2 separate regions of the Homo sapiens genome follow, and region 1 is linked to region 2. The links are chromatin contacts, found by Hi-C or POLR2A ChIA-PET in ENCODE. All regions are on one chromosome and are shown on one strand. The core of a region is the stretch at or near the end of the contact, and the rest is flanking DNA. Distances in the headings are between cores, read along the strand shown. Region 1 overlaps IUR1 (imatinib upregulated ABL suppressing lncRNA 1). Region 2 overlaps FCHSD2 (FCH and double SH3 domains 2).

Region 1 (4,136 bases), core at 1,249-3,748, 100 kb after region 2:
AAGAGGAAAGAGCAAGGAGAAGGTTGGGCATGGTGGCTCACACCTGTAATCCCAGCACTTTGGGAGGCTGAGGTGGGCAGATCACCTGAGGTCAGGAGTTCAAGACCAGCCTGGCCAACATGGTGAAAAACCGTCTTTACAAAAATAGAAAAATTAGCCAGGTATGATGGCAGGCGCCTGCAGTCCTAGTTACTCAGGAGACTGAGGAGGGAGAAATGCTTGAACCCGGGAGGCGGAGGTTTCAGTGAGCCGAGATCGAGCCACTGCACTCCAGCCTGGGTGACAGAGCGAGGCTCTGTCTCAAAAAAAAAAAAAAAAAAAAGAAAGGAAGAAAAGAAAGAGCAAGGAGCAAGGAGAAAGGAGCTCACATTTACTGAGCACCTATTATGCACCAGGGCCCTGATGTGACACATCTTCCTTCTAATCCCCACAGCAGCCTTGGAGGCAGATGTTTTTGCTCATGTTTAACAAATCAGAGAAAAAGATTCAGAAGTGCGAAGCAGTTTGCCGAAGGCCGCACAGATGGTAGATGGCAATGCAGGAACTTTGGCCCAGGTCTGCCCACTTCTACAGCCTGCACTCTTGTTCTTACCCAGGCTGGGTTGGGTTTAGGACCCAGGGCTGACAATGCAAGGACATGGTAGGGAGGAGGAAACCAGGAGTAAATTCCAGGCACTGCCCTTGCTCCCAATCTCCCAGTTGTCCCAGTGACAAAAATAAACCGAAGTGACCTTGGACAGCGGAGCCCTGCCTCCCACTGAAAGTTTCTTTTTTTCTCTTTCTCTCTTTCTTTCTTTCTTTTTTTCTCTCTCTCTCTTTCTTCCTTTTTTAAGTCTATTGATCCACACTCAGCAATAAAGCCACACAAAATAAACAGCTGATGGACAAAAAGCATGGCTCCTGGCTTGCTGAGTTTCTCACCTCCAAGTGGTTTCAGGCCTCAGAACCTCAGATTCTCAGATCAATTTAGAAATTTGTAGACTCTCACAGCCCTAACATGAGGGGTGTCCCAGGCTGCTGGTCAGCCCCACCAGTGGAGGAATCCACGACTTCCCAACTGGCTCTTCTGTGGACCTTTGTTCCCCTTTCTTAGGCATGGCTTCAGAGCTGTAGGCCCTGCCCAGGTGGTGTCAGACCCAGAGCAGAGAAGAAGCAGAGCCACTCTCCTCTCAGTTGAATAGGGCAATCTCAAGGCCATGGGGCAGCTCCCTTTGTGCCTCAAGGGAGACTATGGGGATGTCACGAGAGGCTGGTCTTAGCTCAGTGTGCAAAAGGCAGTCTCAGAGCTGAAGGGGCTGCTTCTGGAGACAGGCATGAGGGTGTGAGAGCAGGCTTGGATGAGTCCAGAGGCTTTCTGCCTCTGCTAATGCAGCCAGACATCAAATCTACCTTTGTGCTGGCCACGTCCCACTGCATTCCTTTCATCTAAGACCTCAACCTTTTTTTTTTTGTTCCATCCAAGTGCAAAGTCTTGCATTTCTCTTTTAAATTCCATCTTGTAAATATTAGCTCTTCATCCTAGTACAGTGGCTTTACATGGTGCGGTAGAGTTTATGTGCAGAGCCTTCATGTGCATCATCTCCTTCCATGCTTAGGACAGTTTGCTGGACCTCACAGAGGTGATTGATGCAGCATCCCCCCGGGAGCCGGGTGAAATCACAGACTCCAGCAGCAGCTTCTGAGATGACTGTGAGCATTAGGCCAGCAGGACCCCATTCCCTGAGGAGCAATGAATACAAGCCCATGGAGCCAGAGAAGGGGAAACTGGTGCAGCCCACATGGTGTCTGGAAGGGCTTCCCAAGGGCTGCTTCAGAGGCAGCACAGAGCCTCAGGCAGGACTACAGGAGGAGCAGGAAGAGGGGAGGATGAGTCAAGTCTACCTGGATTGGTTTGGGTGGAGTCCTTCCTGAGGCAGGGTGGTGTGGGGGATGGTTGTGTAGATATTTTTGAAGCCCCCCCGCCCCAGTGTCTGTGTCCCCTTAAACAAGTATTACAATCTTCCTTCCCTCCCATGAGCAGAAGAGGAAACTAAGGCTCTGCCAGGACTAGAGCCCAGGTGTCCCAGATGGATCACCTAGCCAGGGATCTTCAGCAAACCAGGCTGGTCCAACTGTCTGTCCCGAGCTCCCTGAGTTGGCTTGAGGAGAAGACTTGCTCCCTGCCCTCTTGGAACTCCTTTCTGGTTGGAGAGCTGGGTGTTGAGTTTTGTGTAAGGTTATTTAGGCAACAGTATTCCAGAAAGGCTGATGCTGGAGATTCAGACACTGGCACCAAGCCTGTGAGCATCACTCTGGAGCTGGACCATGAGCCCATCCTATGCTCCTGCCTCTAGACCTAGGTTGGGTTGTTCAGGAGCTGGGTCTGGAAGCAGATCAGAAAGCAGGGTCCACCCCAGCCCAGGGGCTGGGCCTGTGGGTGTGTCCAAGCTAAACCTCTACACAAGGATCCATTGTGGTTGCTCAGCCTGGCCCTGGGCTCTGCCAGCCCTTCCGGCTCCCGGAAAATGTTTCCCGTCTGGCAGCTCCCAGAGCAGCCTGTCCTTGGCCAAGATGCTGACTGGCCCCACACACAGGCCTCTCCTACCCAGTGAGGATCCTGGAGTCCTGGCAGCTCAGAGCTCTTGGGTCCAGCCCCCATTTAACAGTCAGGATCCCTTAGGCTCAGGGAAGTAGGCACAGGCCACAGCAGCACACGAGAACCAGAATCAGGACCAGAACCCGGCACTCTGGCCATTTTCTCAGCTCTCGCTACCAACATGAGGCAGAAGGATGCAGACTCGGAGAAGGGAAGGGGCTGTCCCATTACACAGTCCTTTGTGGCAGAGTCTGGAGGAAATGACTGGTGCTTAGCTGGCCGCTTGCCCACCTGGACCCCTCTCATCTGGGTTCTCTAGGTTCAGCTGTGTGGCCTCGTGAAGGTTGCTATTCCTGTCTGCATTTGGGGACTGAAGACTCCCCACTCTCAATCCATCCCTGACATCCTAAGCTTTAAAATCAGGCATAAGCGCACTGGATGGGGTGAGGAGAAGCAGCTCTGGAATTTGGGGCTTTGACAACTCCGCCCCATCTGTGTGTGCCAAGCTGTACCAGAGCCAGAGGCTTAGGGCCTGGGGCTCCCCAACCCTTACTTGGGCTGACAGTGCCACCTGGTGCCCAGTCGGTGTGACATGAGTCCCGCTAGAGATGCAACCACAAACCTTCGCTCTCTGTGGGACCTCTGAGCCACCCCATGCTAGGCGCTGGGGACATAGAAGAAATTGTGACCCCAGATGTGAGGGGAGAAGACCCACAGAGAGTGACCACTCAGGATGTGGAGGCTGTGACAGCAGAAAGCCCGGGGCCGAGGAGGGTCGCTGAGTACCACAGGGTCAAGAAAAAGAGGCATTGCCATCAATGTAACTCTCACTGTCTTCTAGGCCAGGTCCTATGCAGGCCTGGGGACCCTCAAGGAATCAATTGTAATCTAATAGAAAAAAGTAGGGTGGGGAAGGGAGCTCAGAGCCAGGGACTTGGAACTGGGTCTTGAAGAATGATAGTAATTCATCTTGTGAGCCGTGGGCATTCCAGGCTCAGGGAACAGACTATGCGAAGGCATGGAAGAGTGAGCTTGTGTGTATAAGCTTGAGGGTGACAGGTGTGGAGAGGAGGGGGACAGCAGAAGAAGTGCCAGAATACGAGGTCTGAAAAGTCACAACCCTGGGTACCTGTGGCCGACACAGCTTGTCTGAATTTCCTTGCCCCATACCTACCTCCTTTCTTGACCTTCAATGTCTGGGCAGGTACAGAGCCCCTGCCTCAAACTCCAACCCCATTCCCTCTGGGTCTGGTTACCTAGAGGAGGTCCTGATTCCTGAAAGCCTCCCCTCTTCCCCCAGGGCAGGAGCTAGGTCGGGCTGCCCACAGGCTGATCTGAGGGGACACAAACCTATGACTTCCCTGGCCTCCAAGAAGCCCAGGCCCAGCCCTTAGATTGGAGAAGGATCTTTAAGCAGTTATTTAACTCTAGACTCAGGTTCCTCAACTGATGGGGATAATAATGGTACCTGACTCATGGGATGTGGTGAGGATTAAATGAGAAAATGCATAGAAAGCCACTTATTTGCACCTTGCTGGCATGGGTTGAGGCCAGGTAAAGG
Region 2 (4,027 bases), core at 161-2,660:
AGCCGAGATCATGTCACTGCACTCCAGCCTGGCGACAGAATGAGACTCCATCTCAACAAAAAGACAAAAAAAAGTGTCCAGTAGTAGATTATTTGAAGGGAGGGAAATGGACAGAGTGAAACACAGGTTTCTTGTCTTGGTGTCCACAATTATAAAATGGGAATAACAGTAACTACTGTATCCCTCAAAGGTTATAGGGAAAACATAAATGAGTTAATCTATGTAAAGTGCTTAGAACAGTGCCTGACACATGATCTTAATATATGTTCTTTAACCCAAAATACAGAGAAAGAGTCCACAGCATAAACTGATATAGAGAGGTTAAGACAGAGGTGCCTATAAAAAATCTTATTTTTTGATCAGCGGTCAGGGCAGGGGACTCAAACTCAACCAGTGGGACCAGGTAAACAACAAATGAGTGAAGACATACGCAGACCACTATGTCCTGTATAAAAGGAGCCAAAATAAAAACGGGCATGTTCACACACAAAAGGTTCAAAATCACAGATCTAGTATGAATTCTCCCCTCTCTCCACTCTGTTTTATCCTGGCCTAACCACTAAATTAATTAATAGAAACAGAAGGTTTGGGGAGGAAAATAATGGGGATCAGCATCAACAATGATTTCCTCTCAACACCTTTACGAGATGTGCTACCGAATAGCCATGAAAAAGTGAAACTTACTAGCAAATCTATGTCCCCAAGAGTACTAACATTTAATTATAGCCACCATTTCTTTAATGAAGTTTAAAAACTTAATTAAATTTTTAATGAAGTTTTTTAAAACTTCCTTTAATGAAGTTTTTAAAAACTTAAAAATCAAACTGTACCAACTATTTCAGGAGAGGACTCCATCTGCTCTTCCTTCTATATGAATTTCTAAACACTGTTATAAGATAAGGAAAAATGAAATAAAAATAAACAGTAAGATTTTAAAAAGTAATTTACAAAACAGGACACAGAAAATAATACTCAATTTTGCCCTGGTGGACGTCCTATTGTGATAGTTATCCTGTCTCCTTATTTGTTCTATAGGACAAGATTGGCAGAAAGAAAAGCTCCAAATATATTCACCATTAATCTCTAATAGCATTAGACAGAAAAGTAACCACACACCGCTAAATTAAGCTACATTTTTAAGTTTCTATGCAGATGAAATTCACCAAAAAAGAACCCCCACCACATGCACATAACACTAACTTCTTGTATAGTATGCCCAAGTCTTCATAATTTTATTTCTTAAAAGAGTAAAAATAGCAAAAAATTTTAGGTGCAACAGTATAAATACCACAGGGTATTTGCCAACATGTCTGTGTTTACTCTGTGTTTGTCTTTAAGCAAGGAGCCGCCCTTAAAGTCCACAATGTTTTCCTGCTCCTTCTCTCCAGCCACAGTAACCTTCTGTATCCTTCCTTCACTAGCAGCATTCTGCCAAAGACTACAGGAAGTACTTTAATACACAGCACTTGCCTGTAGCAATTTCAGTTTGAGTACTGCAAATGATTTTACCAACACCTCAGTGGTTAGCTAATTGCAGTCAGAAGCTAGACTTGATTGTTCCCTAATATTTAATGTTGCTCAGTTATTCTTACATGACTTCTGTTTTCACAGATACATTTGTCATTTGTAGAAACAGATATGCAATACATCTGTTACTTCTGGAGAATTACAAAGTGAACTTCACAAACCATACTTAAAAATAAAACATTAATACTCTTGTAGGAAACTGAAACTACCAAGCAACTTGAAAAAGTTCACTGCTTGAATTCCTCCAATTATATAAGCAAGGTTTTGCAATATTATTTTCTTTCTTTCTTCTAACATCGCCCTAAAGAGGTAATACAAGTTTACTTTGCATGTGCTTGAGATAAAATTTTCCAAATTGCTGTCATACGATCAATCCCACTTGAATTAATTTCCTTCACAATATTTTTCTTTTAGGATGGCTCACCTGTATGCTCTGTAAACCTCACAAACGCTCAATCTTTTTAGTCAATCAATCCTTTGCACAGAGGATAACAATATACATTCCTCGTAATAATTCTATAAAATTATTCTTTTTCTATAAAAGTCATTCTTTTCCAGTTGGCCATAATGCCATATAAGTGGCTTTGAAGAGAAAGAAGTTAATATATTTAACTGGAAGACCACATAAAATCAAATAATAAAAACTGTACATGTGCAAGGATTTTTTTTTCTTTTTTGAGCATTGCTGTAATCACAGTACCTAGAAGACTTGTTAAGATATCAGTTCCCCCTAAATTGACTTAAAGATTCAAACCAAGTCCAATCAAAATATCAGGCAGCATATGGGAGAAATTAACAAACTGATTCTAAAATTTATAAGAAAATATAAAGGGCAATAATAGTATAAGATCTTAAACGAACAGATATCAAGATTTATTGTTATAAAGACAAAGTACTTAAAACAGTGTGATATCGGGAAAAAAATATTTCAAAGATAGGTCAGTTGACTAGAATAAAAAGTCCAGAAACAGACTTACATACACAGTTAACTAATGTGCCACAAAATATCACTTCAATACAGTGCTGGAGTGCAGTCAGGGGGAATAAACTTTTCAATCCATATAGAAAAATAAACTTTTCTATATGGATTTTCAGTTGAGGAAGCACAAAATATGCTTGCAAGACTACATAATATCATAGAATAAAACTCTGTATGTGCAAGGACTTATGTGTGCAAGTATAAAATATGTGCAAGCATATGTGCAAGCATAAAATATGCTTCAACTGAATATCCACATAGAAAATGAAATCCTCACCCCAATACAATATCACATACGAAAATTTACTTCAGAAAGACCATAGAACTAAATGTGAAATATTAAACAATAAAAATTCCAGAACATTGCATAACACACCTCAAGGTGGACTTTAGGATAGCAATATACCCTTAAGTAGGACATAAAGAGAGCACTGAATATAAAAGAAAAAAAATATATTTCCTTAAAATTAAAAACTTGTTTTCATCAAAAGAAACCATTAACAGATAAAAAGCTATCAAACAAAACATTTCCACATGAGATTACAGAGATATCTGTAATACATACATCTGACAAAGGAGTCAAATTTGGAACGTATAAAGAGATAGTAAAACTGGCCAGGCACAGTGGCTCATGCCTGTAATCCCAGCACTTTGGGAGGCTGAGGTAGGAGGATCACTTGAGCTCAGGAGTTCGAGGCTGTAGTGAACTAGGATCACGCCACTGCACTCCAGCCTAGGCGACAGAGTGAGACCCTGTCCCAAGGATGGACGGACAGACAGTGGGGAGGGAGGGAGGCAGGGAAAGAAAGACCATAAATCAATAAGAGAAAAGCCAACAAGAGACTTTAACAGGCACTTAATAACACAAAATATTTAGATGCCCAATCAAGATATGAAAAGTTCCTCTAATTCATTAATCATCAGGAAAGTGCAAATCAAACCCACAATTCTTTACCATCATATATTCACCAGAAAGGCTAAAATGAAAACCACAGACAAAACCAAGTATAGGTGAGGATTTAAAGCAATAACAACTCTCATTCACTGCTCACAGGATTGTAAATTGCAATAATCACCTGAGAAAACCATTTCATGATATTTCCTAAAGCTGAACAACACATAACCTATGACACAACAATTCCATTCCTTAGGTAAATACCCAATAGAACACATTCATATAGTCACCAAAAGATACATATAAGAATGTTCACAGTGGCACCATTCATAATGATTGATTATAGCCACTACAATTGTTATTATCAGAAACAACAGACAATGACAGGTATTTGCTAGGACATTACTAGAACTAGAACCTTCATGCATTGCAAAACGAGAATGCAAACACAATGCAAAGCAGAAATGCAAAATGATACAGTCAATTTGGAAAACAGTTTGATCATTTGTTAAAAAGTTAAACATGGTGGGAGGCCAAGGAGGACGGATCACTTGAGGTCAGGAGTTCGAGACCAGCCTGACCAACATAGCAAAACCCATCTCTACTAAAAATACAAAAATTAGCTG

What was found. Hi-C counts contacts between places; a loop is a spot of excess contacts on that map. ChIA-PET counts read pairs that join two places held with the same protein, here RNA polymerase II (POLR2A). Pooled maps may share reads with other maps.
Region 1: a map with no recorded cell type shows a loop between it and region 2 (4-fold over the local background). The contact joins two enhancer-like sites. A Hi-C loop is called at or near these places in 1 of 168 maps with a recorded cell type or tissue (HepG2), 6 of 37 single-sample maps with no recorded cell type and 7 of 50 pooled maps. POLR2A ChIA-PET finds 5 or more read pairs at or near these places in 5 of 52 experiments (B cell, GM12878, HepG2 and 2 more).

Annotation. Positions count from the first base shown.
Region 1 is chr11:73,175,098-73,179,233 of GRCh38, forward strand. All of the region lies in intron 1 of IUR1 (imatinib upregulated ABL suppressing lncRNA 1), which reads right to left. Among named protein-coding and RNA genes, the nearest start is that of IUR1, 5.7 kb to the right of the region's middle. RefSeq lists an enhancer at 2,954-3,003. Within about 2 kb of position 2,499, at least 24 of the 41 ENCODE cell types and tissues checked have a DNase peak (open chromatin) inside an H3K27ac peak, as active enhancers do; they include B cell and OCI-LY7, where a contact is called at or near this core.
Region 2 is chr11:73,071,646-73,075,672 of GRCh38, forward strand. The region is part of intron 3 of FCHSD2 (FCH and double SH3 domains 2); the gene reads right to left. Among named protein-coding and RNA genes, the nearest start is that of FCHSD2, 69 kb to the right of the region's middle. Within about 2 kb of position 1,411, at least 8 of the 41 ENCODE cell types and tissues checked have a DNase peak (open chromatin) inside an H3K27ac peak, as active enhancers do; they include B cell and OCI-LY7, where a contact is called at or near this core.